2 separate regions of the Homo sapiens genome follow, and region 2 is linked to region 1. A link is an interaction called in ENCODE POLR2A ChIA-PET data of the cell type or tissue named here. Cell type or tissue: PC-9. All regions are shown on one strand. Links, peaks and the distances in the headings refer to the core of each region. The heading gives the core; the rest is flanking DNA.

Region 1 (15,332 bases), core at 1-4,000:
CAGTTTGGTTTTCAAATATTAGTACCAAACAGTGATATTGTATGTGTACAACTTGGAACATTCCAAGCACCATACTATTCTTAACATAAGTTTGATTTTCTCCTTTTCATAATTCTAAAATCTGTTTAATTTAATTTGCATTAATTTTCTTAGAGGCCAAATTTGGCAATAACACCAATTATCAAAATTTTGTATTCATTTACTGTCAGCGCTTGCCTTGATTGAAATTATTCCTTTTTTTTTTTAGACCAAGTCTGATAAAAACACACATACCTATCCACAGTGAACAAAATGGGGTTCAGAAGTTTACTTCTTCATTGGTTTAAAAATCTATTTACTTGGAAACTGTTTTTTTAAATAAATAAAAACCAGTGATTTTCAGAAGTAACTCCTTTAAAAAGTTAATAAATTAGAAGTTTCTATTTACTTAAGAAGCCATTAGTAAATATTTCTAAGGGAAATCTTTATTTTCTTTGTTAATTACAGTGTTATCCTATTTCTGCCATACACTTTTCAATGGGTAATATCACGTTTTTGCAGATTCGTTTGTATCAGTCCCGCAAAAAGATTCAAATCTTACAAGCATACAGTAGAGTCAAGTTCTCATTTCTATAACATTTTACACACTTATAATATGCTATTATTTAAGCATAATGAAACTGTTTTGCAGTTTCACAAACTTGAAAACATACAATCCCTTTTGCAGGAGAAAATAAATCAAACTGAGAAGTGCAAATTAATAATGAAATTAAATTTTTTAATGTTTAGAGGTAAAGGCACAGTTTATTAAAAAGCAACTCACGATATAATGCCCACTGAGGAAACTTATATTGCTAAGAAAACATGAAAGAAAATAGGAATCACTTCATGAATTGCTACTGTCTTTGGAACAAATTAATTAAAAATATTAAATAATAATAAAGTAATTACAAGTTGTGCCAGGCAAGAAAATTTAAAGTAAAATTATTTTACAACCTTGTTGCCAGATCCTAGACCAGTTCTAGATGGAAATACCATTCTAAGATAAACGGACATTAACTCTCTTTGTGAATCAATTATTACTTACCAAAATTTGCCATCTGTATCGTCTGATTGCCAGTCTCTGGAGCATTGTAAATCACAACAGCATCAGCATTTCTTCTGCCCGCTGTTTGAATTTTTTCTGAAAATGTACAATTACCTCTTTCTATCAGCGCAATCCAGGGCTTCTTAGTATTACTAAACTCAGTGTTGTGGTCACAAGCTTGGTAGTTATTGTTCTTAGGGATGCCTACCACTCCCATAGCATTAGCCACTGGTGAAGCTAATCCATAAACGCCACATTCACATGTCTCTATTGCAGTGTAGTTGCTGGTTTCATTGTAATAAGTCACAGTCACATAGGCACTCATTGAAAAAGATGCTGTAATTTTAAGTAAAAAGGTAAAAATTACAAGGAGCCAAAAAAAACTGGACCTATTCTCCTGGTTCATTGCTCATTCATTTGAGTATAAAATTTAAGATGTTTGCTGATATTTCCAACTATCAGTCACCATTGTCCACTCACGTCCCTGCTGAACAGAAGTTTGAAATTTCAGTTGCACGTAGGTAACTGATCTCACCTCTAGCAACATAACCTCTGGATACATCAGCTCTATTTCACTTTAGTTATCTACATTCCCCTTTGCTTGCCCCTCCTCCAGCTGTACACACAGGTAACCCTTAACCAGGACTACCTTAGTAATAAATAACACCATCAACTTTATTCTACATGTCAACTTATTAGGATTGGATGACTTCCTGCAGTACATTTTTTTTTCTTCTTACTGTTCCAACTAATGCACTTTCATAAACATGGAGTGGATTGGAAAGAGGAACTGGACTCTGGGGAATCCCACGTGACAAGGCTGAAAGTTACCTCTCTCAGAATATCTAAAACACTAAACTGGTTTGCCAAGCCCTGCTGAAATATGCTATCAACCAGTTCAGCCTGGAGTAAGTTAAGATCCATGAGTTTAATTGCTATGGCATTAGTAGAATGAATTTTATTGCTTTTTTCTCTTCTAATTTCTCTCTCTCTCTCTCTCTCTCTCTCTGTGTGTGTGTGTGTGTGTGTGTGTGTGTGTGTGTGTGTTTTCTTAGCAGGCTCCCCAAGGGATATCCTCTGTTACCTTGTTTATTCGTTGGAAAACAAACATATTTCAGTAGCTAGAATTCCTTTCCTTTCAAGTATAGTGCCTTGCCCATGGCAGGCACTCAAATATTTGTTGATTGATTGATACCTGCAAGTTGCTGCATTCCATTAATTTTTGTGCCCCATGTGTTATACTCTAAAAAAGGTTGTTGAAGGTTTAATTTTTAACATTTACATTTTTAAATTTTTAGTTCTCCCAGATGTATAGACAACTTTATTTGTTTCATTGCTTCCTTTAGTTCAAGCTCTGTTTTTATTCAGGAGCACACTGGACACTAAGAGCATTAGGACACATACGCTACGGGGTCAACTGGTCTGTGAAAATTGCTGGGATGGGGAGATTGCAATGTGTGCCAAGGGCTGATGAAGGAATAGATGAACGAACAAGACAAACAGAGATATCAGGAGTCTGACTGGGCCAAGAGTCAGCAAACTAGACAAACAGGCATCAGGCTTCCAGGGAAGCAAAAAGCTACCAGGTCAAAAGGAAGGTAGGGACAATGGTAGTCCAAGGTCCAAGTCAGGTAATCTGGAATCAGGAAGGTTTACTAGAGTCAAGGGGACAGGACAACCGAAAATAAAAAAATAGGAGACGTTGTTGATGGAGGTGGTCAATGAAGCTGTTTCTTCTCCCTACTTCTTGTCCGCTTTTAAACATCTGAAATATCAGTGTTGGAGTGGACCCTGCAGGTGAGAATTAACAGTTCACACCACTCAGCAGAGGGAAGGAGTTCAGGGAATCAGCAGCAGAACCTGCTGAATAAATCCCAGCAGATGTATAATACAAATATGAACCTTGCTATCATATCATAGCTGCCAATTACTCATTAGCGTACCCTCCCATAGTACCTGGTACTACTAGCATCATACACCTAGTAACAGCCTAATAATTCATATAATTGAACTGAAAAGATTAAAGGTCTTGTGTATTAGCTTATGGTCAATTTAAGAGTAAACACAAATAGTTCATTATTTTGCTACTAGCCCTATCATTTTGATGTGTTTTTAGGATCACAATAAAGCCTGTATTCACCAGAGAAAATTATCAGACTAAAAACAGAAATGTTATTATTGTTATTATAAATGTTGTCAAAACCATTAGCTTAGAGATTGCTGATGGACAGTCTTTTGTGATAAATTCAACATCAACATTCAACATTTAAATAATTAGTAAAATCCCAGAAATTTGATCTATCCTTTTCTGCCAATTAAATTACTCCTTAAAAAATCTTCTCATGAAAAACTTTAAAAGCAGATTAATGAGAAGTTACCTAAATCCATTAGAAGTCAAATTTTAAAAAATAATATTTCTTTGTTTATCTTAAGATTTCTTTTCATTATTTTGTGTAGGGATTTTTTCTTAGTTACATGATCATATTTATATATTTTTAAATTAGTTTTTCATTTAATATCTCAGTCATTATATATTTTATCTTATAATCTTTGTAGACAATGCTTTGTTGGATAAATGATATTCCATTAATGGAAATACCTCGGTTTACTTAGTCATTCCATTTTTGTTTGGTCAAAATTTTAAATAATATTTTTGCTATTATCATTTTGTTATAATAACTTTTTCTGTGTTTAAGATTATATCCTAACAGTTTTTTTCAGTGGATTTAATAGGTTGAAGTTTTGAACATTTAAAAAATCTTAACACATTTTACGTATTCAGGAAACAATTCAGGATAAAAATACACTAAGGAAAAGCTCTCCTGCCTCATTTCTCCTCCCATGTCTCCAGGGTAGTTACCAGAGGCTGGGAAGGGAAGGAGGAGGGAGGGATGAAGAGAAGTTGGTTAATGGGTACAAGAATACAGTTAGCTAGAAGGAAGAAGTTCTAGTATTCGATAGTACAGAAGGGTGAATATAGTTAGCAACAGTGTATGGTATATTTCAAAAACAGTTAGAAGAGAAGAATTGTAATGATCCCAACACAAAGAAAAGATAAATGTTTGAGGTGATGGATATCCCAATTACCCTGATTTTATCGATATACATTGCATGTGTCAAAATGTCACATGTACCCCATAAATATGCACAACTATAATCTATCAATAAAAAATACAAAAAGGCCAGGCACAGTGGCTCATGCCTGTAATCTCAGCATTTTGGGAGGTAGAGGCGTGCAGATTGCTTGAGCCCTAGAGTTTGAGACCACACTGGGCAACATGATGAAACCCCATCTCTATCAAAAAAAAAATAGCTGGTGTGGCGGTGTGCATCTGTGGTCCCAGCTACTCGGGAGGCTGAGGCAGGAGGATTGCTTGAGCCTGGGAGGTCGAGGATGCAGTGAGCTGAGATTGCACCACTGCACTTCAGCCTGGGTGACAGAGTGACTCTGTCTCAAAAAACAAAACAAGACAAAACAAAACAACCCAAGAAGGCACCATTCAATAAATGGTGATGGGACAATTGGCTAGTCAGTTAAAGAAGGAAAATAATCAGTTTGCTCCTCATTTCCTCCTCACAAAACACCCAAATAAATTACAGTTGGATTAAGTAATAATGTTTTTTGAAAAATTAAGAATTTTTTAAAACCAGCAGACACAGACCTGGGTATTTATTAAACCTTGTGAAAGGGAAAAGACTGTCATATCAGTGGAAAAAATTAAAGTGGAACATTTGCTCACTCAACAATATTGAACTATTTTAAATAGGCAGTGATACATTGGGGAAATATTTGTAGCAAATGCCCCAAAGGTATTTTATTACATGTTATTAAAGATCTTATACCCATGGAAAGCAAAGCAAATTAAAGAATAATATGCATACTATGACTTTCTTTTGGTAATAAAACCAAGCCTTCTTTGCATCTTTACAAAGAAGTGTAATTGTATGCACAAACAAGGAGAAAGGTAGGAAGACACACCCAGGCCTTTACCACTGGCTCCCTGTTAAATAATCTGAACATACTAGTTTCAAATCTTGACATATTTTTGCACAAGTTAAATCATTAAGTTCTGAAAAAAGGACAACTTGGATGGGTGCAGTGGCTCATGCCTGTAATCCCAGCACTTTGGGAGGCTGAGGCTGGCGGATTGCTTGAGCTCAGGAGTTCGAGACCAGCCTGGGCAACAAGACAAAACCCCGTCTCTCTATATATATATTTTAAAAAAATACAAATAAAATAAATTTTAAACAATGACAACTTTCCCATAACATCTTGTGCCAGTGTTGGTGTAATAAGAGAACATTCCTAAGCTATTATGTTACATTGCACTGGAGGTTGAAGTACATAACTTAAACTTGAAAATAAAATTTTTGTGTGTGGGTAGGTGTATTCATGGGGAACATGAGATATTTGAATACAGGCATGCAATGTGTAAAAATCACATCAGGGCAAATGGGATATCCATCACCTCAAGCATTTATCTTCACTTTGTGTTATAAACAATCCAATTATACTCTTCTGGTTATTTGTAAATGTACAACAAATTGTTCCTCTGTTGTGCTATCAAATACTAGATCTTATTCATTCTATCTAACTATATTTTTGTACCCAACAACCATCCCTGCTTCTTCCCTCTGCACTACTCTTGCAGGCCTTGTAACCAACCTTTATCTTTCTATATCCATGAATTCAATTGTTTTAATTTTTATCTTCCACAAATAAGTGAGAACATGCAAAGTTTGTCTTTCTGTGCCTGGCTTATTTCACTTAACATGATGATCTCCAGTTCTACCTATGTTGTTGCAAATGACAGAATCTTATTCTTTTTTATGGCCAAATAGTGCTCTATTATGTACATATACCACATTTTCTTTATTCATTCGTCTGTTGATGGACGCTTAAGTTGATTCCAAATCATGGTTATTGTGAATAGTGCTGCAATAAACATAGGGGTATAGATATATCTTCGATATGTTGAGTTCCTTTCTTTTGTATGTAGACCTAACAGTGGGATTGCTGGATCTTATGGCAGTTCTAGTTTAGTTTTTTGAGTAACCTCCAAACTGTTCTCTATAGTAGTTGTATCAGTTTACATTTCTACCAACATTATATGAAAGTTCTCTTTTCTCCACATCCTCATCAGTATTAATTATTGCCTGTCTTTTGGATAAAAGCCATTTTAACTGGGGTAAGATGATATCTCATTGTAGCTTTGTTTTGTATTTCTCTGATGATCAGTGATGTTGAGCACATTTTCGTGAATCTGCTTGCCATTTGTATGTCTTCTTTTGAGAAATCTTTTATCAGATCTTTTGCCCATTTTGATTGGATTATTAGATTTTGTCCTGTAAGTTGCTTGTGTTCCTTATATATTTTGGTTATTAATCCCTAGTTTATAGATGAATAGTTTGCAAATATTTTCTCCCATTTTGTGAATTGTCTCTTCACTTTGTTGATTGCTTCCTTTGCTGTGCAGAAGCTTTTTAACTTGATGTGAACTCATTTGTCCATTTTTTATTTGATTGCCTGTGCTTGTAGAGTATTACTGAAGAAATCTTTGCCCTGTCCAATGACCTGGAGAGTTTCCCCAATGTTTTCTTGCAGTAGTTTCAGAGTTTGAAGTCTTAGATTTAAGTCTTTAATTGATTTTGATTTGATTTTTGTATATGGTGAGAGATAGGGTCTAGTTTTATTCCTCTGCGTATGGATATCCAGTTTTCCCATCACCATTTATTGAAGAGACTGTCCATTCCCCAATGTAGGTTCTTGGCATATTTGTTGAAAATGAGTTCACTTTAGATGTATGGATTTATTTCTGGTTTGTCTATTCTGTTCCTTTGGTCTCTGTGTCTGTTTTCATACCAGTGCCATGCTGTTCTGGATACTATAGCTGTGTAGTACAATTTGAAGTCAGGTAATGTGATTCCGCCAGTTTTGTTCTTTTTGTTCATGATCACTTTGGCTATTCTGAATCTTGTGGGGTTTTATATAAATATTAGGAATTTTCATTTTCTCTTTGTGAAGAATGTCATTGGTATTTTAGTAGGGATTGTGTTGAATCCCATAGATCGCTTTGGGTATTGTGGACATTTTAACAATATTGGTTCTTCCAATCCATAAACATGGACTATCTTTTCTTTTTTTTTGGCCTCTTCAATTTCTTGAGTCAATGTTTTATAGTTTTCATTTTAGAGGTATTTTATTTCTTTGATTAAGTTTACTCCTCTGTATTTTATTTTGTTTTTAGCTTTGCTAAGTGGAATAAATTTTTTGGTCTCCTTTTCAGATTGTTTGCTATCAGCATATAGAAATGCTACTAACTTTTTTATGTTGATTTTGTATCCTGCAACGTTACTGAATTTATTTATCTGTTCTAGTAGTTTTCGGTGGAATCTTTAGATTTTCCTACTACAAGATCATATCATCAGCAAAGAAGGATAATTTGACTTTTTCCTTGCCAATTTAAATGCCCTTTATTTCTTTCTCTTGTCTGATTGTTTTAGGTAGGATTCTCAGTACAATGTTGAATAATGGTGAAAGTGGGCATCCTTGTCATGTTCCAGATCTTAGAGGAAATACTTTCAGTTTTTCCCCATTCAACATGATACTTGCAATGGGTCTGTTATATATAGCTTTTATTGTGTTGAGGTATGTTCTTTCTATATGCAGTTCTCTGAGGGTTTTTATCATGAAGCGATGTGAACTTTATCATAATGTTTTTCAGCATCAATTGAAATGATCATGTGGTTTTTGTCCTTTATTCTGTTGATATGATGTATCACATTGATTGACTTTTGTGTGTTGAGCCATCCTTGCATCCTTGGGATAAATCCCTCTTAGTCATGATGAGTGAACTTTTTAATGTGTTGTTAAATTTGGTTTGCTAGTATTTTGTTGAGGATTTTTGCATCAATATATATCAGGGATATTGACCTGTAGTTTTCTTTTTGTTGATTTATCTTTCCCTGGTTTTGGTATCAAGTTAATACTGACCTCATAGGAGTTTGGAAGTATTCCCTCTTTCTCTGTTTTATGGAATAGTTTGAGTAGAATTGGTATTAGTTCTTCTTAAATATTTGGTAGAACTCAGCAGTGAAACCATTTGGTCTCCTGTTTTCCTTTACTGGGAAAATTTTTATTATGGCTTAGGTCTCGTTACTTGTTATTGGCCTGTTAAGGTTTTGGATTTCTTCATTGTTCAATGTTGGAAGGTCGTATAAGTCTAGGAATTTAGCCATTTCTTCTAAGTTTTCCAATTTATTGGCATATAATTGCTCATAGCAGCCTTAAATGATCCTTCAAATTTCTGTAGTATCAGTTGAAATGTTTCCTATTTTCACCTCTGATTTTATTTATTTGTATCTTCCCTCTTTTTTTCTTAGCTAGTTTAGCTAAAGATTTGTCAATTTTATTTATCTTTTGAAAAAAACGAGTTTTTGTTTCATTGATGTTTCGTATTTCTGTAAATTTCATTTTCATTTATTTCTGCTCTGATCTTTATTACTTTTCTGTACCAATTTCAGATTTTGTTTGCTCTTGCTTTTCTAGTTCTTTAAGATGTATTGTTAGGTTGTTTATTTGAAGTTTTCCTACTTTTAAAATGTAGGTGCTTACTGCTATAAACTTTCCTCTTAGCACTGCTTTTGCTGTATATGATACATTTTGATATGTTGTATTTCTATTATCATTTGTTTCAATACATTTTTCGTTTTGTTCTCAGTTTCTTCATTGACCCATGGGTCATTCAGGAGCATATTATTTAATTTCTATATGATTGTATAGTTTCAAAAATTCCTCTTGTTACTGATATCTAGTTTTATTCTATTGTGGGCAGAAAATATATTTGATATAATTTCATTATTTTTTGAATTTTAAAAACTTGTTTTGTGGACTAATATATGGTCTATCATTGAGAACGATCCACGTGGTGAGGAGAAGAATGTGTATTCTGCAGCCATTGGATGAAATGTCCTGTAAGTATCTATTAGGTCCATTTGGTCTATAGTGCAGATTAAGTTCAATGTTTCTTTGTTGATTTTCTGCCTGGAAGATCTGTCTAATGCTGAATGTAGGGTGTTGAAGCCTCTAGCTATTATTTTTTGAGGTCTTTCTGTCTTTAGCTCTAATAATATTTATTTTATATATCTAGATACTCTAGTGTTGGGTGCATATACATTTACAATTGTTATATCCTCTTTCTGAATTGACCCCTTTATCATTATGTAATGATCTCTGTCTCTTCTTACAATTTTTGTCTTGAAATATATTTTGTCTAATGTAAGGATAGCTACTCCTGCTCTTTTTTGGGTTTCCTTTGGCAGGGAATATATTTTTCTATCCCTTTATTTTCAGTCTACATGTGTCTTTAGAGGTAAAGTGTGTTTTTCATAGATAGCAGATAATCGGGTCTTGTTTTTTGTTTCATCCATTCAGCCATTGTCTATCTCTTGATTGGAAAGTTCAGTTCATTTATATTCAATCTTATTATTGATAATTAAGGGCTTACTCTTGACACTTAGTTATTTGTTTTCTGGTTGTTTTGTGGTCTTCTCTTCCTTCTTTCCTTCATTGCTGTGTTCCCTTTAGTAAAGGTGATTTTCTCTGGTGTTATGACTTCTTGATTTTTATTTTTTGTGTACTTGTTGTAGGTTTTTTAATTTGAGGTTGCCACGAGGCTTGCAAATGATATTTTATAACTAATTATTTTAAACTGATAACTACTTAACACTGATTGCATAAATAAACAAACAAACAAGCAAAGAGAAAACTGATAAAACTCTATACTTTAACTTCATCCTCCCATGTTTTAACTTTTTGTTTTTTCTATTTATATTTTATTATACTATCTATTTCTTGAAAAGTTGTTGTAGTTTTTATTTTTGGTAGGTTCATCTCTTAGTCTTTCTACTCAAGATATATGTAGTTTAGATACCACAAATACAGTGTTATAATATTTTGTGTTTTTCTGTGTACTTACTATTACCAGTGAGTTTTGTCTCTTCAGATGATTTCTTATGACTCATTAACATCCTTTTCTTTTGGATTGAAGAACTCCCTGTAGCATTTTTCACAGGACAGGTCTGGTGTCAATGAAGTCCCTCAGCTTCCGTTTGTTTGGGAAAGTCTTTATTTCTCCTTCATGTTTTAAGAATATTTTATCTGGATAGTCTATTCTAGGATGAAAGTTTCTTTCCTTCAGTACTTTAAATATGTCATGCTACTCTCTCCTGGCTTGTAAGGTTTCCACTGAAAAGTTTGCTGCCAGGCATATTGGAGCTCCTTGGTATGTTAGTTGTTTATTTTCTCTTACTGCTTGTAGGATCCTTTCTTTATCCTTGACCTTTGGAAATTTATTACTTAATGCGTTGAGGTAGTCTTCTTTGGGTTAAATCTGGTTGGTGTTCTATAATTTTCTTGTACTTGAATATTCCTATCTTTCTCTAGGTTTGGGAAGTTCTCTATTATTATTCCTTTGAATAAACTTTCCACCCTGATCTCTCTACTTCCTTTTTAAGACCTATAACTCTTAGATTTGCCCTTCTGATGCTATTTTCTAGATCTTGTAGGTGTGTTTCACTCTTTTTTATTCTTTTTTTCTTTTATCTTCTCTTTGTATTTTCATATAGGCTGTCTTCAAGCTCACTAATTCTTTCTTCTGCTTGATCTTTTTGTTGTTGTTGAGAGACTCTGATGCATCCTTCAGTATGTCATTTGCATTTCTTAGCTCCAGAATTTCAGCTTCTTTTAAAATTATTTCAATCTCTTTGTTAAATTTATCTGATAGGATTCTGAAATCCTTCTCCATGTTACTTTGAATTTCTTTGAGCTTCCTCAAAACAGCTCATTTGACTTCTTTGCCTGAAATATCACATATATCTGTCTCTTCAGGATTGGTCACTGGTGCCTTGTTTAGTTCATTTGGTGAGGTAATGTTTGCTTGGATGGCGTTGATGCTTGTGGACTTTGGAAATTGAAGGGATAGGTACTTATTGCAGTCTTTACTGTCTGGGCTTGTTTGTACGCATCCTGCTTAAGGAAGCTTGCCAAGTCTTTAAAGGGACTTAGGTATTGTGGTGTAAGTCTTTGGTCCCTGCAGCCATATCTTCATTACGGGGCACTCCAAACCCAGTAATTCTGTGTCTCTTGTAGACACACAGAGTTACCGCCTTGGTGGTCTTGGGTAAGATCTAAAAGAATTCCCTGGATTACCAGGCAGAGACTCTTGTTGTCTTCCCTTACTTTCTCCCAAACAAACAGAATCTCTCTCTCTGTGCTGAACCTCCTAGAGCTGAGTGAGGGTTGATACAAGTACCCCTGTTCCCACCACCATTGGAAATGTGCTGGGTCAGATCTGAAGCAAACAGCACTGGGTTTTGCCCAAGACCCATGGTGACCATTCCTGGCGGCCACCTATGTTTACTCAAGGCCCTACGGCTTTACAATTAACAAGTGGCAAATGCAACCAGGCTTATGTCCTTCCCTTCAGGGTGGCAAGTTCCTCACCCAATCCTGGGAGGGTCCAGAGATGCTATCCAGGAGCCAAGGGCTGGGATTGGGACCTTAGGAATCTACCCAGTACTCTATTCTACTGAAGCTGATGTGGTACCCAAGTTGCAAGACCAAATCTTTTCTACCCTTTCCTCCACTTCTCTCAAGTGGAGGAATTTTTTCCTGTGGCCATCACCACCCCAGGCTGTGGCAAGTACTGCCTGGCTACCGCTGATGTTTAACTGCCAAGGGTTCTTCTGTCAGCCTGTGGTGAATGCTTCCAGGTCTGGGTCTCTCCCTTAAGGGCACTGGCTCCCCTCTGACCCAGGGAAGGTCCAGAAATACCATCCAGGAGCAAAGGCCTGGTATCAGGAACTCTAGAAGCCTGCTTGGTGCTCTACCCCAATGTGGCTGAGCTGGTGCCCAAGCTGCAAGACAAAGTCCCTTTACTCTTCCCTCTCCTTTCCTCAAGCAGAAAGAGTCTCTCCCTGTAGCCACCACAGCTGGGAATGTGCTGGGTCACACCTGAAGCCAGCATGTCTCTGAGTCTCACCCATGGCCCACAGTGAGTACTGCCTGGCTACCACTGCTGATTATTCAGGACCCAAGACCTCTTTAGTCAGCAGGTGATAAATCCTGCTAGCACAGTGTCTTTCCCTTCTAGGCAGCAGGTTATCGTCTGGCCCAGGGTGTGTCTAGAAATGTCATCTGGTAGCTGAGACCTGGAATGGAAGCCTCAGCACTCTGCCCAGTGCCTTATCCTACTTTGACTGAACTAGTATCCAAGTTGCAAGACAAAGTCCTCTTTAGTCTCCCCTCTCCTCTCCTTAAGCAGAAGGAAGGAGTCTCTCCTGGAGCTGTAAGCTGCACTGCCTAAGGTTGGGGGAGGGGTGATGCAAGCACTCCCTTGGCTGCCTTAGCCAGTGTCTCACTGCCTGTGAGCCCTGCACAGCACTGTTGCTTGCCCAGGAATTGCAGTCCTTGTGGTGTAGACTGCCTTTCATTTATTTAGGACCCCAGAGAACTTCAGCCTGTGGTGGTGGGGCTTGCTGGAACTCAGGTTCCTACCACTGGGATGGAGGATTCCCCCTGGCTAGGGCTGTTCTAAATGCTCCCTCTGTGAGCACTGGCTGAATTCTGCCCTGTGTTGCTTTCTTCTGTGACAGGGCAGCACTGAGTTCCGATGCAAAGTCCCACAATCACTGCACTCTCCCTCCCCCATGCACACAGATTCTCTGTCCACACTACGTGGTTGCTGCTGGTGGATGGGTGGTGTAGGCAATTCAAGACTGTCTTTTCTACCCTCTTCAGTGCCTCCTTCCTTAATATGTTAAAACCAGGTACTGTGATCACTCGCCTGATTTTTTGTTCCTATAAAGGTGTTTTTGTGTGGATAGTTGTTCAATTTTGTGTTACTGTTGTGCGTACAATTGGTGGAATCTTCTTTTTGACCATCTTGCTCTGCTTCCGCCTGAAGTACATGACGTTATGGTAACCATCGTCATATATAATGCACATAAGTGCTTTTACATTTTCCTTTTATGGTTTTCAGAGAGTCATAACTTGCAAATACAATTTTAAATTGTTTTTAAAAATTTGCAGTTGAGTAGAATTAGTCCTAAAATAATAAATACCCATCAATACAATTTTCTTTCTTTTTTTTTAACTCAAGATAATTTGCTGGAAGGTGAATGGTCTAAGTGCTTATTCAGTGTTTTTAGTTTGTCTGTGGAACACCTACATTAGGATCCCTTGGAAGCTTACTAAAATGAAGGTTCTTGGGTCCCACCCTCCATCATCTTGAATCAAAATCTGAGGGGAAACCTAGGAACTTGCTTTTTAAATAAGCTCTCCAGGTAATTTCTATGCACTTTCAAGTTTAAGAACTTTAGATCATACAACTTCTACATGATGTATAGTAACTGGATCTAGTTCTGGTTTTGACAAATAAGTTGCTGCCATTTCATTTTAAACTCATTGTGCCTCAACTTCCAATCTATAAATGTTTGATGTTTACTTTTACTTTAAGTGGTACTCTGAACATTTATGGAGCATCTCACAACCCAAAACTTTCCACAAGTGCCAACTCTGCAATAACTAGTATCACATCCTTGGGAAAATAAAAATCTCTCTGGGCCCTTTACTTCATTTGCACAATAAACAAGGTTAGACTAGGATTTATCTATAAGGCCTTTTCCAAATGAAACGCACTAGAGCTCTGTGAAAAAGTTGTTTACAAATTACCAATTTCTAATGTTTTCCTTCCCAGCAGCACAATTCATAATAAAGCTGCATTAATAGTACATGAAATTACAGAGCCTAAATAGGAGGTGAGTTTAAAGCATTGTGTGACACTTGAGCTCTAATAAAACTAACAAATGCTTGAAACAGTACTATATACCAATGATTTGCAAAGTTATTTGCACATTAAAATCACCTGGGGACCTTTTAGCTACTCCAGTGCCCAGGCCACACCCCAATTAGAGGTGCATCTCAGGCACAGTAATTATGAAGCTTTCTAGGTGATACCAATATGAAGCTAAGTTTTAGAACCACTACTATATATTGCTGTCAAAATTTAACATTACTAGACCTTTTCAACTACTTGTACTTAATATTAAGTACCTGAATGAAAGTACTTATTACATTTAAAAATCTATATTTTAACTGTAACAAAATCTGCATTTTAATGTTACCTTTAAAATTTATATTGAATATATCTACCTCTCTCAATATTATTTGTTACCTAGCTGGTCTCCTTGCTTTCACCTTTGCCTCCTACATTTGTAGAATACAGGTTTAACTTCTGTTCAGATACTCAAAATAATAGTGACTTAAAGAAAACAGAATTTTATTTTTTGTCTCATGTAACAGCCAAAACTGTGGTAAGCAGTGTGCAAAGCTGGTATGGCAGCTCCACAATGACAGGACCTTGGCTCCTAATAGCTGGTTGCTCTGCCATCCCTAGGGTGTTGCTCTTCTCTGCGTGATCCACAATGTCTCATGACTATGCTCACTTTATAGCTAGCAGGAAGTGGAGGGTGGACGGAAATAAAACATTCCCTCTTAACCTTTGAGGGAATGGTTCCAAAATTGTACATATCACATATGCTCACTCCCATTGGTCAGGACTTGGTCATAGGGCCTACTTAGCTACAAAGGAAGCAGAGCAAGGTATTCTTTATTCTAGGTAGCTTTGTTCCCAGATAAATATTGGGAGATCTATTACTATAGAAGAAGAGAACAGGTATTAGGGTACATCTATTATAGCAGTCTCTGCCAATCTCCTTATAATCCGTTCTCCTTCCAGCAGACAGTGACCATTCTAAAACAGGAATTGAATCATGGCATATACTAGCCACAAATCTTTCAGTGGCTTCCCAGTGCTTTAAAGATACAAACTTCTAAAGTCTTTGCCATAGCCTATAAGACGGCATAGTCTGTAAGAGCTCTTGTCTATTTGCCTGTCTCATCTTGTATCTCACTTTCTGCACTCCAGCCATATCAGTCCTTATTCAATTCTCAAACACACCTTTTGCTGCATGTCCTTTATACCTCAAGTTTACTTCCTCAGGAAAAACTTTCCTAGTGCCCCCCACTTTGTTAAAAAGCTCTAATATAAATCACATGTTTCCATTGACACATTTGTCTCACTTATTTGTGCAATTATTTGGATGTGTTTCTCCTCCATGAGACTTTTAAGTTCCATGAGAATAGGGGCCTTGTTTATTTTTGTTTGTATTGTATTGTGTTCCTAGTGCTAGCCCAGTGCTAGGC
Region 2 (15,475 bases), core at 6,641-10,640, 870 kb before region 1:
TCCCCTCTTACCCCCAAGATAGCCCAGTGCCAGTAATAAAACAGCACGAAAGCAAAATCCCGTGCACAGAGAGGGCCAAGCACAACCCCAGCTGGCTCAGCACAGCACAGCTCATCAGGAGCCTCTCCTTGTCATCCCCAGACAGCCAACTTGGCCCCAGCATGGGCCAAATGCAGCTCGCAGTAAAAGGAACACAAATGCACTTTTTGCCAAGAGAAAAATGAAATTTTTGCCAAGAGAAAAATGAAATTTTTGCCAACAGGTAAAAATGAAATCAAAAGCAGGCAAACAAAAAGGTTGGACAGGTTCCTTAGAAACCTTCAAAAACAATTTTTTATTTTAGATAGGATTTTAATGATCATGACGTGTAATGTAACGCTTGTCCCTACAGAGATCACTAGAGAAATAAAGCTCAAACATGAGAATAGGACACATACTGGGCCACAAGATATCCCTTGGGACATTCCTTTGATGATTTCTTTTTCCACCTTATGTGCTTCTGTGGTAATGGGGTATGGTAATGGCCCAGGTATGCCTCAGTCCCAGGCTGCCATCTCTTGAAGAAAGATATTTGAATACTACCTCATGTTTGCTCCACTAAGAGCAAGTAAGCTGAGTGAAAACTAATTAATATGCCCAGGCCATCTTCAAATGTAGCATGAGGAAAGGAGAATGGAGTTGGAGGCATGAGCCAGCCAGAAGAAGGTACAGCAGGGATTAATTTGACATGCTTCAGCTACATCTCCTTCCCAGGGTGCCCTGGGAGCTAACAGGCACTTAGCACTCTGAAATGCCAACTAGGAAAAGGATTTTCCCTGGGGTAGCCTTCGCTCACTCTAGCATCCCTGAAAACAGGAAAAGGATGGAATCAAGGGGCCTGGAGGGGAAGGGTAAAAGATGATGGTCTAGAGACCCAAGGGATCAGTATATTTGGTTCTTGCCTCCACAGCACTGGGAAAGGCTAATTGGGCACAGCCAGCCAATTTGGGGGCAAGGCAGAATATCACTTAAGGTAGTGGTTCTCAGGCCAGATACAAATTAGAATCACCTGGAAGTGGTAAAGACCTGTATACCCCTGGGCCCCAACCCCCCAGAATTCTTATTTTAAATGGTCTGGGAGGAAGAGTCTGGGCATCCAGTGGTTTTTAAATCTCTACATATGATTCTAATGTGCAGTCAGGGCTGAGAACTACTTTAAATGAACCATCTTAATTTCACCAGACCCTTACAGAATATTACCAGACCAGAGTGGCCTGTCTAGGGGGAAATGGGCCAAGTCTGGTTTCTAACTTCCATGTCCCCTGTTAAGGATGTTCAGACAGTCCTTCTTCAGTGTAACCTATGCAGTTGTGTGCTGGTAAACATTTCACAAGCAGTTCTTTCTTTCCTTTCTTTCCTTTCCTTCCTGCCTCCCTCCCCCGCTCCCCCCTTCCTCCCTCCTTCCCTTCCTTCCTTTCCTTTCCTTCCCTCCCTTCCTTCCTTCCTTCCTCGCTCTCTTTTTCTCTCTCTCTTTCTTTCTTTCTCTCTTTCCTTCCTTTCTTTTCTTTTCTTTTCTCTTTCTTTCTTTCTTTCATCTTTCTTTCTTTCCTTTTTTTTTTGACTGTCTCTTGCTCTGTCACCCAAGCTGGAGTGCAGTGGCATGATCACGGCTCACTGCAACCTCTGCCTCCTAGGCTCCAGCCATCCTCCCACCTCAACCTCCTGAGTAGCTGGGATTACAGGCGCAAGCCACCATGCCCAGCTAATTTTTGTATTTTTAGTAGAGACAGAGTTTCGCCATGTTGGTCAAGATGGTCTGAAACTACTGGCCTCAAACAATCCACCCATCTCAGCCTCCCAAAGTGCTAGATTACAGGCGTGAGCCACTGCACCCAGCCCACAGCCAGTTCTTTCAAGTAGTAATTTGTAGCATTGGCCAATTTCCCTGGTGTACATACACCCACCATGGCTGCTTTCAAACTATTAACATGATGGCACTGAACAAAGAGATGGGGAGAGATGTGCCCAGCTGGCTCTGATGCACTGTGTGAGCCAGCTCCAGCACACCACTGGCTCGGTGGGTAGATTCTTACTGAGCCCAGGGAAGCCATTCTCTAGTAAGAAGCTTCCCAACCCTGCTCTCCCAATTCCTTCCCAGAGCCACCTCTTACTAAACACAAATATTGCTGATATAAGCACCTCTAAGAAGCTTTCCTTAATACCCCCAGCCAGAATTTTGTCCTTCCCTGTACTCCCCTAACATGCTCTTGGTAGCTCTCCTATGGCACTTCCTTCTGTGTGCCATGTATTTGTGCTTTTTTTTTTTTTTTTTTTTTTTGAGATGGAGTCTCGCTCTGTCACCCAGGCTGTAGTGTGGTGGCACAATCTGGGCTCACTCCAACTTCCACCTCCTGGGTTCAAGGGATTCTCCTGCCTCAGCCTCCAGAATAGCTGGGATTACAGGTGTGCGCCACGATGCGTGGCTAATTTTTGTATTTTTAGTAGAGACAGGGTTTTGCCATGTTGGCCAGGCTGGTCTTGAACTCCTGATCTCAGGTGATCTGCCCGCCTCAGCCTCCCAAAGTGCTGGGATTACAGGCATTAGCCACCGTGCAGGGCTGTATATGTCCATTTCTATCCTACAAGCTAGGTAAGCTTTTTGAAGGCAAGGAGCCATGGTTCTCTCTCTCTCTCTCTCTCTCCCTCTCTCTCTCTCTCTCTCTCTCTTTCATTTTTGTGGAGAACAGGGTCTCACTATATTGCCCAGGCAGGTCTTGAACTCCTGGGCTCAAGTTATCCTCTCACTTGTGCCTTCCTAAGTTCTGGAACTACAGGCATGAGCCACTGCACCCAGCAAGCCATGTTTTTTTCTGTCTTTTAATTTTTTTTCTATTTTTTTGAGACGGAGTCTCACTTTGTCCCCCAGGCTGGGATGCAGTGGCATGATCTCGGCTCACTGCAACCTCTGCCTCCCAGGTTCAAGCAATTCTCCCGCCTCAGCCTCCCAAGTAGCTGGGATTACAGGTGTGTGCCACCACGCCCAGCTGATTTTTTTTTTTTTTTTTTGCATTTTTAGTGGAGATTTAGTGGAGACAGGATTTCACCATGTTGGCCAGGCTGGTTTCGAACTCCTGACTTCAAGTGATCTGCCTCCCTTGGCCTCCCAAAATGCTGGGATTACAGGCATGAGCGACTGTGCCCAGCCTCTTTATTTAAAAAACAAAAAATTCTGGAGGACTGTTGTGGGGTGGGGGGAGGGGGGAGGGATAGCATTAGGAGATATACCTAATGCTAAATGACGAGTTAATGGGTGCAGCACACCAACATGGCACATGTATACATATGTAACAAACCTGCACATTGTGCACATGTACCCTAAAACTTAAAGTATAATAATAAAATAAAATAAAATAAATTCTGTGTTTAGCATGCTTCCCAGCAACAGCAAGTTCATACTAAATGACTGTCAAATCTAAACCTTGATCTTTTTTTCTCCCTCAATCTTCCCTTTCTCTTTTCACTACAATATCATCCATTTTGCTTCTGCTGGGCACATAGTACCATTCTTCAGAGTACTTGGGACCCATGAAGTAGGCAGAAGGGCTAGGTATAATAAGACACGTGCATTGTCTGTGCAAGAGTGGTATGCAGGGGAGAATATGCACCCACATCTTACTGATTTTGCATATTTCACATCTCCTCTTTTTTTCTCATTACCACTGCTGTCCCTCCAGCACAGGCCCTTGTCCCTTCACTCCTGGACTAGTGCCATGATCCCCTCCTCACTGCCCTAGCTCGACATTAGCTTTGCTCTCCCCCATCTTGCACCCTGGTCCAAATCAACTTTTATTTGATCACCCCTCTGCTCAAAGACCTACTGTGGATTCTCACTGTTCTACCACATTGAATCTAAATTCCACAGACTGGCCTTTGAGGCTTTTAACCAACTTGTTCTGCCCACCCCCAATCTCTTCAATCTCTTTTCTCGTTATTCTCCTCTCCAGCCAAGCAACTATGCTTATCGACCTGCACATATGGCTTGCTTATTTCTGTGCTTGCTCCTTGCCTTTGAACACATCCCACTTCTCTCTGCTAATTCATGCCTATCACTTCAAGATCCAGCTTAAAACACCCTCTTGTGGGAAGCCAGATCTGATTAACTCCTTCCTGTTCTTTTGTTCCATATTCCACATCACACTTGTCTGTAACATTTACTTCATATTACTTTTTCTTTACTGATGTTTTGCTTTTGAAAAAATAACAGGTCTCATTCATTGAGTACTTACTGTGTGCCAGGCAGTATGCTAAGACATTTTATGTACATTTTTTCATTTAATACTCACAACAGGCCGGGTGCAGTGGCTCATGCCTGTAATCCCAGCACTTTGGGAGGCCGACTTGGGAGGACTGCTTGAGCCCAGGAGTTCAAGACAAGCCTGGGCAACATAGCAAGACCCCCATCTCTAAAATTAAAAATAATAATAATAATCCTGATAAAAACCTTTTGAGATAGGCATTCCATTTTGCAGTTGAGGGAATCGGGATTCAGAGAGGTTAAGACACTTTCTGAAGGTCACACAGGAAGGCTGGGATTTGAGCCTTGTCTGATTCCAGAGCTCTATACATGTTCTGATATTGTGCTTTAAAGGCAGGTCATGTGTCTTTGTGAATCTAGTCTCCCCAATGACAATGTAGCCTCTCCAGGGCAGCATTCATTCCCACAACTGTGGCTGGATCACCCCTAGAAATAAGCATAGTGCTCCTCACTCAGACAACACCCACTGATCCCCTGTTCAGCCTGTTTCCTCCCAGAGCTCTGGTAATACAGGTCTCAAGCCTGTGCATTCTCAAAGTGGTTGCATTACACAGTCACCTAGGAAACTGAAAAAAATAAATAAATCCTGATGCCTGGGTTTCACCCATGACCAAAGAAATCATAATCTCTGAGAGTAGGACCCAGGCATCTGTTTTTTTCTTAAAGCACTTAAGGACATTCTATTGTGTAGTCAATGTTGAGAATCACTCAGAACATAGAAGACTCAGTTGGAAAGCTGTGTCTCTATTTTAAACCCCTTTTATTTCTCAGGAAGCCACATCTCCCCTGCATGCCTTGTCTTCCCTGCCCCCTTCTCTGCCCGTCCATTTGGCTTTTTACCCAACAACATCTGAGGAGTGCAGCAACCATTGGTTGAGGAGGTAGCCGCAAGCCAATTAAACATCGGCTCCAAGCCAGTTCCTAAACCAATGGGAATCCTGTGAATCACAGGTGGAAAAATCAACACATTAAAGCTTTCTGGGTTTCACAAAGACAAAAATAAAGCAAATAATTTTCTCTTTTAGAAACAGCAAACACTCCACCTCTTAATCTGCTACCAATATCTCCCCCTGGGAAATCGTTTAAGAAAGGAAAGTTGCAACTCCTCTAAGAGCTTCCGCCAGCTGGCAGGCAGGCCTGCCCCCCACCCACAGTGGTCACTGGTATTCAAACAGGAGAGCTGTGGAGGGGGTGGCTGACCAAGACTGCCAGACTTTGCACAGGCGACAGCTGCTTGCCAGTCCGAAGGAGTTGATCTATGGGAATGAATCTAAGGTTCTGGAAGGGCTGGACTCTGGGAGGTGAAATAAGGACAAGGCTCTGCATGTTCCCCTTCTTCCCAGGCCCCCTCTGTTCTGTTCACATGCTCAGACACCCTCTCTTCAATGACTCAAGGTGCGTGTCCCTATGGCAGGGCCCCCCAACTGCTGTGCACATGGAATGGGTGAAGATGGGCCAAGATATTCATTCCTATAGTTTCTGGGGCAGCCAGGCAGAACCTGGGGTGGACAGAGTCTCTGGGGCTGCTACATTTACCCCAGTGTTCCACATGAATATAATTTTTTTTTCTTTTTTCTTTTCTTTCTTTATTATTACTTTTTATTTATTTTATTTTTTTTTTTTGAGACAGGGTTTCACTCTGTTGCCCAGGCTGGAGTGTAGTGGTGCAATCACAGCTCACTGCAGCCTTGACCTCTCTGGCCCAGGCAGTCCTCCCACCTCAGTCCCCTGAGTAGCTGGGACCACAGGTGTGTGCTACCATGCCCAGCTAAGTTTTGTAATTTTTTGTAGAGACAGGGTTTCACCATGTTGCCCAGGCTGGTCTCAAACCCCTTGGACTCAAGTTATCTGCCCACCTTGGCCTCCCAAAGCATGAGATTACAGGCATGAGCCACCATGCCGGCCTGTGAATATAATTTTCTGTGTGCTATGATATGAGAAAAATGGGAAGCAGTGGTCTGGGGGTAGCTCCAAGTTCTCCAGTTTCCCTGCCCTGTGCTGAAGAACTGTCTCAGGCTGATCTGACTCTCCATAGCATTCCTTAGTGCTGGCTGACCTTATTATGTGGTCAAAATGGCATGTCCCAGAGGGCTGAGAAGAGACATATTAGCCCAAAGAGTCCCAGGGTTGAACCACTTCAGAATTACTGAACCTCACCTAACAGATTCCAATTCTCTTTCTCAAGTTTACTTCTTCCTCTATTCCCAAGGCCTGTTCCTAAACAGAAGGAGGCCCTCAAAGCAGGGCTTACCTTGGCATCCATGATGCTGGTCTCCACCCGGGCCACGCCCTGGTTCTCCCGGAACAGCTGGATCTTGCTGATCTTGCTGAACTCGGACAGCACAGTGGTGAGGTTGGTTTTGAGGTCAATAACATGGCTGATGCCATGACGGGGTCCCACCAGGAGCGTGGTGGCCGACTGCTTCTCATCCTGGTGCCCAAGAATGGCAGGCAACGTTCACAGAAGGAAGGGTGGAGGAGGTGGGGAGAGGAGGCAGGAGGAGGAAATAGAAAACATGCATTGGACTCTCTGGTGGGGTCTGAAAATATCTGGGGCTCAGTGCCACAGTAGGACAACCTGGAGGGGAAAATGGTCTGGGACAGAAAATGGTTCCTGGGATAGAGCCCCAGATTATGGGTCCAAATGAACACCTTAGCCTCAGCAGCAGGTTGAGTAAAGTGCACAGGCAGAAGGGCTAGCTCAAGCAAAACCGTGAAGTAGGTGAGGTTTGTTTGGGGGCCTTTGGAGCACCCTCCCCTTCCAAGCCCCAGGGGCTTTCCATTTGTTGCTGCAGGCCATTTGAGGCCCCCACCCAGTGCTCTGCCTGAGAAGGCGGCATCCTGTGTCTGGTCTTTACCCTCCCCCCACCAACAGCCACTCAAACTTGCACTTCTCACCCAGGCCAAAAACTAAACTGGCACAGTAACTCTGCCTAAGGTGTTGAGGGTTGATTGGGTACTTCATGGCAGCCTCCCTCGTTAAGCAGAGATTTGCCTTTTAATGGGCACTCCAGCAGGTATGGCCAATAGAAATTTTAGCAGTGGTAGGTGGGTGGAAGAAAGATTTGACAGTGTATGAAGGAGGTGGGAGGGGACAGTGGGCTTTCAGTGTTCTGCAAATCCCAGTATGTAAATGGCTACCTCTCGGCCTGAAGGACTGGATTCCCTTAAGAGGTCTTGACAGATTCCTTGGAGCAATCAAGCTTGGGTCGTCTGGAGGCCCATTCCCTGGTATTAGCATCACCCTGAGGAACCTCTTGTGCCTGTCTATAGGCACTTTGATAAGTGGCTTTCCACCGATGTGCCGCACTAGCTGACAATGTGCTCCTGGGAGCAAGACAAGCACCTGGATCCAATTAGCAAGGTGATTTGAATTTCCTTTCACCAGGGTAAACTAGCCTGGGGCACAGTCTTAGGGTGGGACCAGCTGTGCCCTGCCCCAGAGCCTTGTTCCTGCAGCAAAGGTGCTGAGCAAGCAGGGGGAGAAGTAGAAGGACTCAGGAAACCTAGGGTAGGGGACTGTGGGAGTATGTGGAACAAAAATGAAATAGAGCAGGGGTTGCCTAACCATGGCCCATGGGCCAAATACCACCCACCACCTATTTTTTATGGCCCAGGAGCTAAGAATGGTTTTTAGATTTTTTAATGGTAGGGAAAAAAAATCAGAAGAGGCATGTTTTGTGACATGTGAAAAGTACATGAAATTCAAATTTTCGTATCCATAAATAATTATTGGTAAACAGCCACACCCATTTGTTTATGCATTGTCTGTGGCTGCTTTCATAATCTGACAGCAGGGCTGAGTAGTTGCCACAGTTGCCAGTATGGCCCGCCTGCAAAACCTAAAATATTTACTATCTGGCCCTTTATGGAAAAAGTATGCTGCGCCCCCAAATCGAGGAAGAGGAACAAAAAAAGGTCATGGAGGGATACTCAAAACAAATATCTCCTCCCACTTTATCATTTTGGCAGAGGCAGGGCCAGGGAGGTAAGAGGTAGAAGGAGGAGGAAGAGGAACGAAGGCCTTTAGAAATATTTGCCCCTCCTGCCCCCACACCCAAGGACAAGAGCCAACAAGGGGCTCCCTCCCCACATCCCCCAATCCTGCGCCACTGACCAGGCCTACAGTGTTGAACAAAACGCCCGTGAAGGTAGGAAGTTCATTCAGAATTCGTAGATACTGGAGCTTTGCCTGAATTGCAGAGCCCTGTGGAAAAACCCATCCAGAAATATGAGAAGCCTGAGGGGCACAGGAAAAGCAAACCCATGTTCTCAACGAGGAGTCTCAACATCCTAGGACAGGCACCAGTCAGCAAGTGACACTGTGGAGATGTGAAGATGCCCTTCTTAAAACAGCAGCAAGGTTCTAGTTTGGACAGCTCTTCCCTCTAGTATCTCATCTCCCTTTCTAAAATCTTGTCCTACCTCCTGATCTTCATTCCTAAAGTATCCAGCTTACTCATTTTGTTTTTGGTTTAATTCCAACTAACTGACGCCCCACCTAATCCATACCTCTCTCCTGAGATGTTTCAGACCCCTAGAGTCATGTACATGCTGGTCATTCCCCAGCTGGGGGTCCCACTCAATACCGTTCATACTAAGCATTCCTAAGTCCCAAGCCTGCACTTCAGGCATTCCTGGTCTATATCAGCATCCCCTGGGCAATCAAGCCAGAAACCTGTGAGTCACACTGGACTCCTCCTTAATCGCCTCATGTGAGAGCCAGCAGTTACCAGATCATCTGGATACTTACCCCCTAGCTCCTTTTCCAATCTATCCATCCCTCTTCTCTAGCCAGTCATTGCCTTGACATTCCCACCTGTGTCAGGGTGACAGCCAGGTTACCTTCAGGACTGACACTTGTTTCCCTCTTTCCCTCAAGTGCCTCCACACTGTTAGAGGGAGCATCCTAAAACATAAGTTTAATCACATCAGCTCCCTGCTTTAAACCCTTCAATGGCTCCCAGCTGCCTAGAGGATGAAGTACAACCTCTTTCCTTGGCACACAAGGCCCTCCATGAACTGGCTCCTGCCAACCTCTCTGGCCTCTTCTCTTGCCCCTATCTTCACCCCTTGCACACAGCTTGCATTTTCTGTACTTGCTTAGGCTGAATGATTTGCATTTCTGTCCTTGCACCATGGTTTCTCATATCTCTGGGCCTTTGTACAGATGGATCTCTCTGCCTGGGAAACACTTCCTCCCATGACCCATGCCCACGGATTAATCTAGACAAACTCTTATCTGTCTTTCAAGACCCAGCTCTGGCCTTTTCCACCTCCCTCAGGCTGGGCTTAGTGTTCTTCCTCTGTGCTTCCAGAGCACCTGTGCCTAATGCACTGTGTTGGGACTGACTAATGTGTTTCCCCATTAGACTGTGCCTGACTCAGGGGCCAAGACCAGGCCCTCTTCATCTTCATATTTCCAACCCAAGCACTGGGGTGCCTCGAAAAAAATGTTACCTGAGGAGATGGTGGTGAGCACTGATGCTCTCAGTTGAGAAGAAAACAATCTGATTAAATATTCACAGCAAGGTGGGAATGGCTTAACTCTCCGGGGAAATTTGCATCTTAAAAGAGAAGCTAGTTGGTAATGCAAGAAATCTGGAATGGGAGGAATGTATGGGGCGATTGCGTCCCATATGTACATCTGCATGCTGATTCTAGTGCGTCTCACCACTCTCCTGCTTCTAGGGCAGGAAGCACAGGCAGATTGAATCTTACAAAGCTAAGAAGCTGCTGCGGGGCTTGGGAAAGCAGACAGTGGGAGTCCCTCAGAGCACTAGAAAGTGGAGGCAGTAACCTGATCCCTCACCATTCCACCCAGTGACCCATTCTCCAGGTCAGGTCTTGTGCCCCCAACTCTCCCACTTTCCCCTGGGCTGGGGTTTTGTCTCCCAGAATTCCACACCCTAGGACTGATGAATTAGAGGTACAGAGGTACATTTCCTTTTTTTACATTTTTTTTAAATTATTTTTTTAAAAGTAAAGACGCTGTCTCACTATGTTGCCCAGACTGGTCTCAAACTCCTGGGCTCAAGTGATCTTCCTGCTTTGGCCTCCCAAAGCGCTGGGATTACAGGCATGAGCCACCACACCAGCCTAGTCATTTCCATGGAAAACATGTGCCTCCCTAGGGTCCAGTGCTTTCCACATGATACATGCTCAGTCGGCACTGACTAATTGGTGAAAAGGACCTGAGAATTATCTCCTGCATCTTGGCCCCTTTGCTTTGAGGACCCTGAGCTCTCTCAGTGATGTGTCACTCAGCTGTCTCTTTGGGATGCTCAGGCTTGGGGAAGACTCCTCTCCACAACTGCCCCACACCTGGCCAAGCCGTATGTGCACCTGAGTCAAAAGCAGTGGTGAGGATCCCTAGAGGACCAGACTCTGCTGGGAAACCACCCAGGATCTCCCTGTGGCCAGTAGTGCCTGGAGCACCATGCCCAGTGGTCTACTCTGGATACCTTGGTGCCGCAGGAAGGATGTGTTTGGTGAGCCTTCAGTTGCTGAGAGAGAGATTTCCGGAGGTTCTTCTCTTTGATGACCTGCAGGAGGGAGGGGGGAAGAAAGGGTTCCAGGCCCCACTCCTTCCTAAAAGCAGAAGAAAAGTAAGAGATTAGTGAGAGAGGCAAAGTGGGACAGAGAGAAGATGGTAAGACAGAAATTGACTGAATCTGAGAGGTAGAGATGGAGGAATAGAGACTGGGAGAAAGAAAAAGGGACAGGGATAGGAAAATAACATTAGCCACAGCTCCCTAGTAGAAGCTGTAGCTCTAGGGCTTCATAGTCTAGATATGAGGGACTCCAATTCTCACTCCCATCCCATGTCCTACATTTCTGAAAAGCATAGCATAGCTCAACCAGTGTACCTTTTCCCTACGCAACTATTCGCCCCCCATCCCAACGGGCCGCAGCACAACTCACTCCACATTCTTGAGCGAGATCTTCTGACTAGGTCGAGTGGCTGAGACAGTGATATAGATGTGGAGCGCAGCAAGGCCCAAAAGCATCTCTGGCTTGGGATCCATTCCAAAGCGTTCTCGAATAACATCATTCCGACTCTGTGAGAGAGGGCAGTCCAAACCTATCAGCTGAAGGAGACATTCCTTCCCCACCCCCTGATCTACTCCCTTACATCCCAGACAATACTCATAGTATCAGTAAGGCATGCTAGATCAAGGGACAGAGGAAGGAGCTCCCCTTGGAGAAGAGACAACAGAGGAGGCTCAGGTCTCATAGACACTGTTCACTTTATTCAGCAGATACTAGATAGCCTTCTCAGTGACAGGGGCACACAATGGCAAGGTACAAGCAGACAGTCCAGTTCACTGCAAAAGTGAGACATGGCACCACTCCCTTTCTTTCCTCCTTTTATAAGAGACTTTCCTACTTTTTTTCATGGGGGTTATACTCACCCCCAAGCCATACAAGGCTCCTTTACTAGCTCAGATGGAAACAAGGGGAGAAAGATACTGGGAGGGACTCTCCACAGGGCCCTGGCCCAGAAGCCCAGGGTGAGAGCTGAATTGCAGGGATGGGGGAGGCATTCTTCTTCTTGGTGTCTGAAGGACAAAAATGTTGATGAGTCAATCTTCCCTATGCTATCCTAGAGGAGGTCTCCAGGAACTACTGGCCAAGGGTATGACAACCCCCAAACCCTGAGGGTCACAGCCCCAGCTATCAATGAGTCAGCCTTGGTTAGACCAGTTTCCCATTTTGTTAAAGTGGAACCAGTATGGACTAAGGGACTAGGAAGCCACAGTGATATCACTATAATATAGGAGAGAGTGGAAAAGGAATACATCATCAATGATCATCTATGTAGAAAATTCAGTGGATTCTATTACAAAAAACTACTACAACTACAGTTTTCCCTTGGTATCCATGGAGGATTTCTTCCAGGACCCCCATGGATACTGAAATTTGTGGATGCTTAAGTCCTTTATATAAAATGCTGTGGTATTTGCATGTAACCTATGCAAATCCTCCTGTATACCTCTATCACCTCTAGATTACTTATAATGCCTAATACAATTAAAATGCTATATAAGGCCAGGTGCAATGGCTCATGCCTGTAATCACAGCACTTTGGGAGGCGGAGACTGGTGGATTACCTGAGATCAGGAGTTCAAGACCAGCCTGGACAACATGGTGAAACCCCGTCTCTACTAAAAATACAAAAATTAGCTGGGCATGGTGGCGGGCGCCTGTAATCCCAGCTACTTGAGAGGCTGAGGCAGGAGAATCACTTGAACTCAGGAGGTGGAGGTTCCAATGAGCCGAGAGCGAAACTCCATCTCAAAAAAAAAAAAAAATTGCTATAGTGCTATGTAGGCCAGATGCTGTGGCTCATGCCTAAAGTCACAGCACTTTGGGAGGTTGAGGCAGGTGAATCACTTGAGGTCAGGAGTTTGAGACCAGCCTGGCCAACATGGTGAAACCCTGTCTCTATTAAGAAATACAAAAATTAGCTGGGCGTGGTGGTGCATGTCTATAGTCCCAGCTACTTGGGAAGCTGAGGCAGGAGAATTGTTTGAACCTGGGAGGTGGAGGTTGCAGTGAGCCGAGATCATGGCACTGCACTCTAGCCTGGGTGACAGAGCGAGACTCTGTCTCAAACTAAACTAAAATAAAAATGCTATGCAAATAGTTATTATATTATATTTTTAAATTTTGTATTTTTTATTATTGCACTGTTATTTTTTATTGTTTTTGAATATTTTCAAAATCCACAAATATGGAACCTGTAGATATGAAGGGCCAAATGTAGTGAGTTTACCAAGGTTTCAGGATATAAGATCAATACACAAAAATCAATTGTATTTCTATTCTTTTAAAAATAAATCTTTTTGTATAGAGATGGGGGTCTCACTATGTTGCCCAGGCTGGTCTTGAACTCCTGAGCTCAAGTGATCTTCCTGCTTCAGTCTCCCAAAGTGCTGCAATTACAGACGTGAGCCAACATGCCCAACCCCAACTCTATTTGTATATGCTAGCAAGAAATAATTGAAAATTGGAATTAAAATCAAAATCATTTACAATAGCATCAAAAAATATGAAATAATTAGGGACAAATCTGACAAAACATATGAAAGACCTATATACTGAAAACTACAAAATACTGCTGAGGAAAATTATAGAAGGTATAATTAAATGTAGAAATACTGTGTTCAGGGATTGGAAGGCTCAATATTGTTAGGATGTCAATTGTCCCCAAATTGATCTATAGTTTCAACACAATCCTAATCCAAATCACAGCAGGTTTTGGTAGAAATTATCATGGTGATTCTAAAATTCACATGAAAATGCAAAGGACCTATAATAGCCAAACCAACTTTGAAAAAGAACAAAGTTGGAGAACAAATACTTCCTGATTTCAAGAATTATTATAAAGCTCCAGTAATCAAGAGTGTGATGTTGACATAACGACAGACAAGTAGACCAACAGATCAGAATAGAGAGTACAGGAATAGATCTATATATATATATATATATATATATATATATATATATATATATAGACAACAGATTTTTAACAAAAGTACAAAGGCAATTCAGTGGAGGAAGGATACTCTTCTCAACAAAAGGTGCTATAACAATTGGATATCCATATGCAAAAAAAAACACACACACACACACACACACACACACACGAAACTTTGATGGATACCTTGCACCACATACAAAAGTTAATTCAAATGGATCATAGGCCTAAATATAAAACTGTAAATGATAAAACATCTAGAAAAAAATAGGGGAAAATTCTTGTAACCTTGGGTTAGACAAAGATTTTTTAGATATGACACCAAAAGCACTGTCCATAAAAGAACAAATTAGCAAACTGGACTTCATCAAAATTCACACATTTGCTCTGTGAAAGACGTTGTTTAGAGACTGAAAAGGAAAGCTACACACTGGAAGAAAATATTTGCAAATAATATATCTAACAAACAGCTTGTATCCAGAGTATATAAAGAACTCTCAAAACTCAATAAGAAAACAACCCAATAAAAAAGCAGGCAAAGATCTAAATGGACACTTCCCCCGAGAAGATGCGTAGCATCAAATAAACACATGAAAAGATGCTCAACATCATTAGTCATTAGGAAAATGCAAATGAAAATCACAATGAGATGCCACTACGCACTATCAGAATGACTAAAGTAAAAAAAGAATACTGAAAATACCAAGTGCTGATAAGGATGTAAGAAAATGAAACTCTCATACATGGCTGGTGGGAATGAAAGATGGTACAACTACATTTGAAAACAGTAAAGTTTCTTTACAAAATTAAAGAAAGAGATCTAGCATATGCTCAGACCATTCCACTTCTAAGTGTTTACCCCAAAGAAAAGAAGGCATATGTCCATACGAAGACTGGTACATGAAAGTTCATAGAAGCTTTATTGTAATAACTAAAACCTGGAAACAACCCAAATGTTCATCAACAGGTGAATTAATAAACACATTCTGGAATATCCACACCATGAAATACTACTTGACAATAAAAATGAATGAAATAATTGATACACGCAACAACATAGATGGATCTCAAAATCAGTATGCCGAGCCAAATAAGTCAGATCAAAATAAGTATACATACCATATGATCTCATTTCTATATAACTCTAAAAAGTGCAAACTAATCTATAGTGACAGAAAGCAGGTCAGTGGTAGCCTAGGGCTGGGAGGGATGAATTACAAAGTGGCCTGAATAAACTTTTAGGTGTGTTGGATATGTTCAATATTTTGATTGTGGTGATGGTTTCATGGGCATAAACATAGGTCAAAACGTATGGTATTGTGTACTGTAAACATGTACGGTTTATCTTTTGTCAGTTAGACCTCAATAAAGCTGTTACATGTAAAAAAGAAAGAATACAGCTGAAGTCCATATCATCATGAAGCAGAAGGATAGGATGGACATGATCTTGTCACTAAATTCTAAAATATTCAAACCAAGGTAATCCTTGGAAGCTTGAATTAAGAAATTCAGGGCAAAAAAAAAAAATGAGAACTAAACTTACAAAATTCACAGAGCAACCACAACTCATTGCCTCCTAGAAGGTTGGTAAATGAACCTGAGGCTGTCTGGGAAACGTTCCTAACATTTTAGGTTGTCAGAACAGTCAAAAAGGACAACGACAATGTCTCATAGCACCTCCCTGGATATCACCATCA

The links. ChIA-PET counts read pairs that join two places held together with the same protein. Peaks named below come from ENCODE experiments on the same cell type or tissue, not always from the same donor. Only the 100,000 strongest peaks of a DNase experiment are listed, where the experiment ranks them.
Region 2: POLR2A ChIA-PET joins it to region 1 with 5 read pairs; 1 of 35 experiments calls an interaction of 5 or more read pairs at or near these places.

The regions. Positions count from the first base shown.
Region 1 is chrX:106,680,143-106,695,474 of GRCh38, reverse strand. It overlaps a transcript of RNF128 not described here. Among named protein-coding and RNA genes, the nearest start is that of RNF128, 39 kb to the left of the region's middle. In PC-9, for the core only: no CTCF peak of the experiment used is centred there; DNase peaks (open chromatin) are centred at 1,874, 2,184 and 2,564; H3K4me3 peaks cover 1,332 bases; H3K27ac peaks cover 2,135 bases.
Region 2 is chrX:107,556,137-107,571,611 of GRCh38, reverse strand. FRMPD3 (FERM and PDZ domain containing 3) reads right to left here. Exons shown (of 15, transcript NM_001388459.1): 9 at 11,219-11,355; 10 at 10,759-10,885; 11 at 8,412-8,501; 12 at 6,546-6,725. Among named protein-coding and RNA genes, the nearest start is that of FRMPD3-AS1, 18 kb to the right of the region's middle. RefSeq lists enhancers at 7,128-7,925, 7,926-8,721, 9,520-10,317. In PC-9, for the core only: no CTCF peak of the experiment used is centred there; a DNase peak (open chromatin) is centred at 8,951.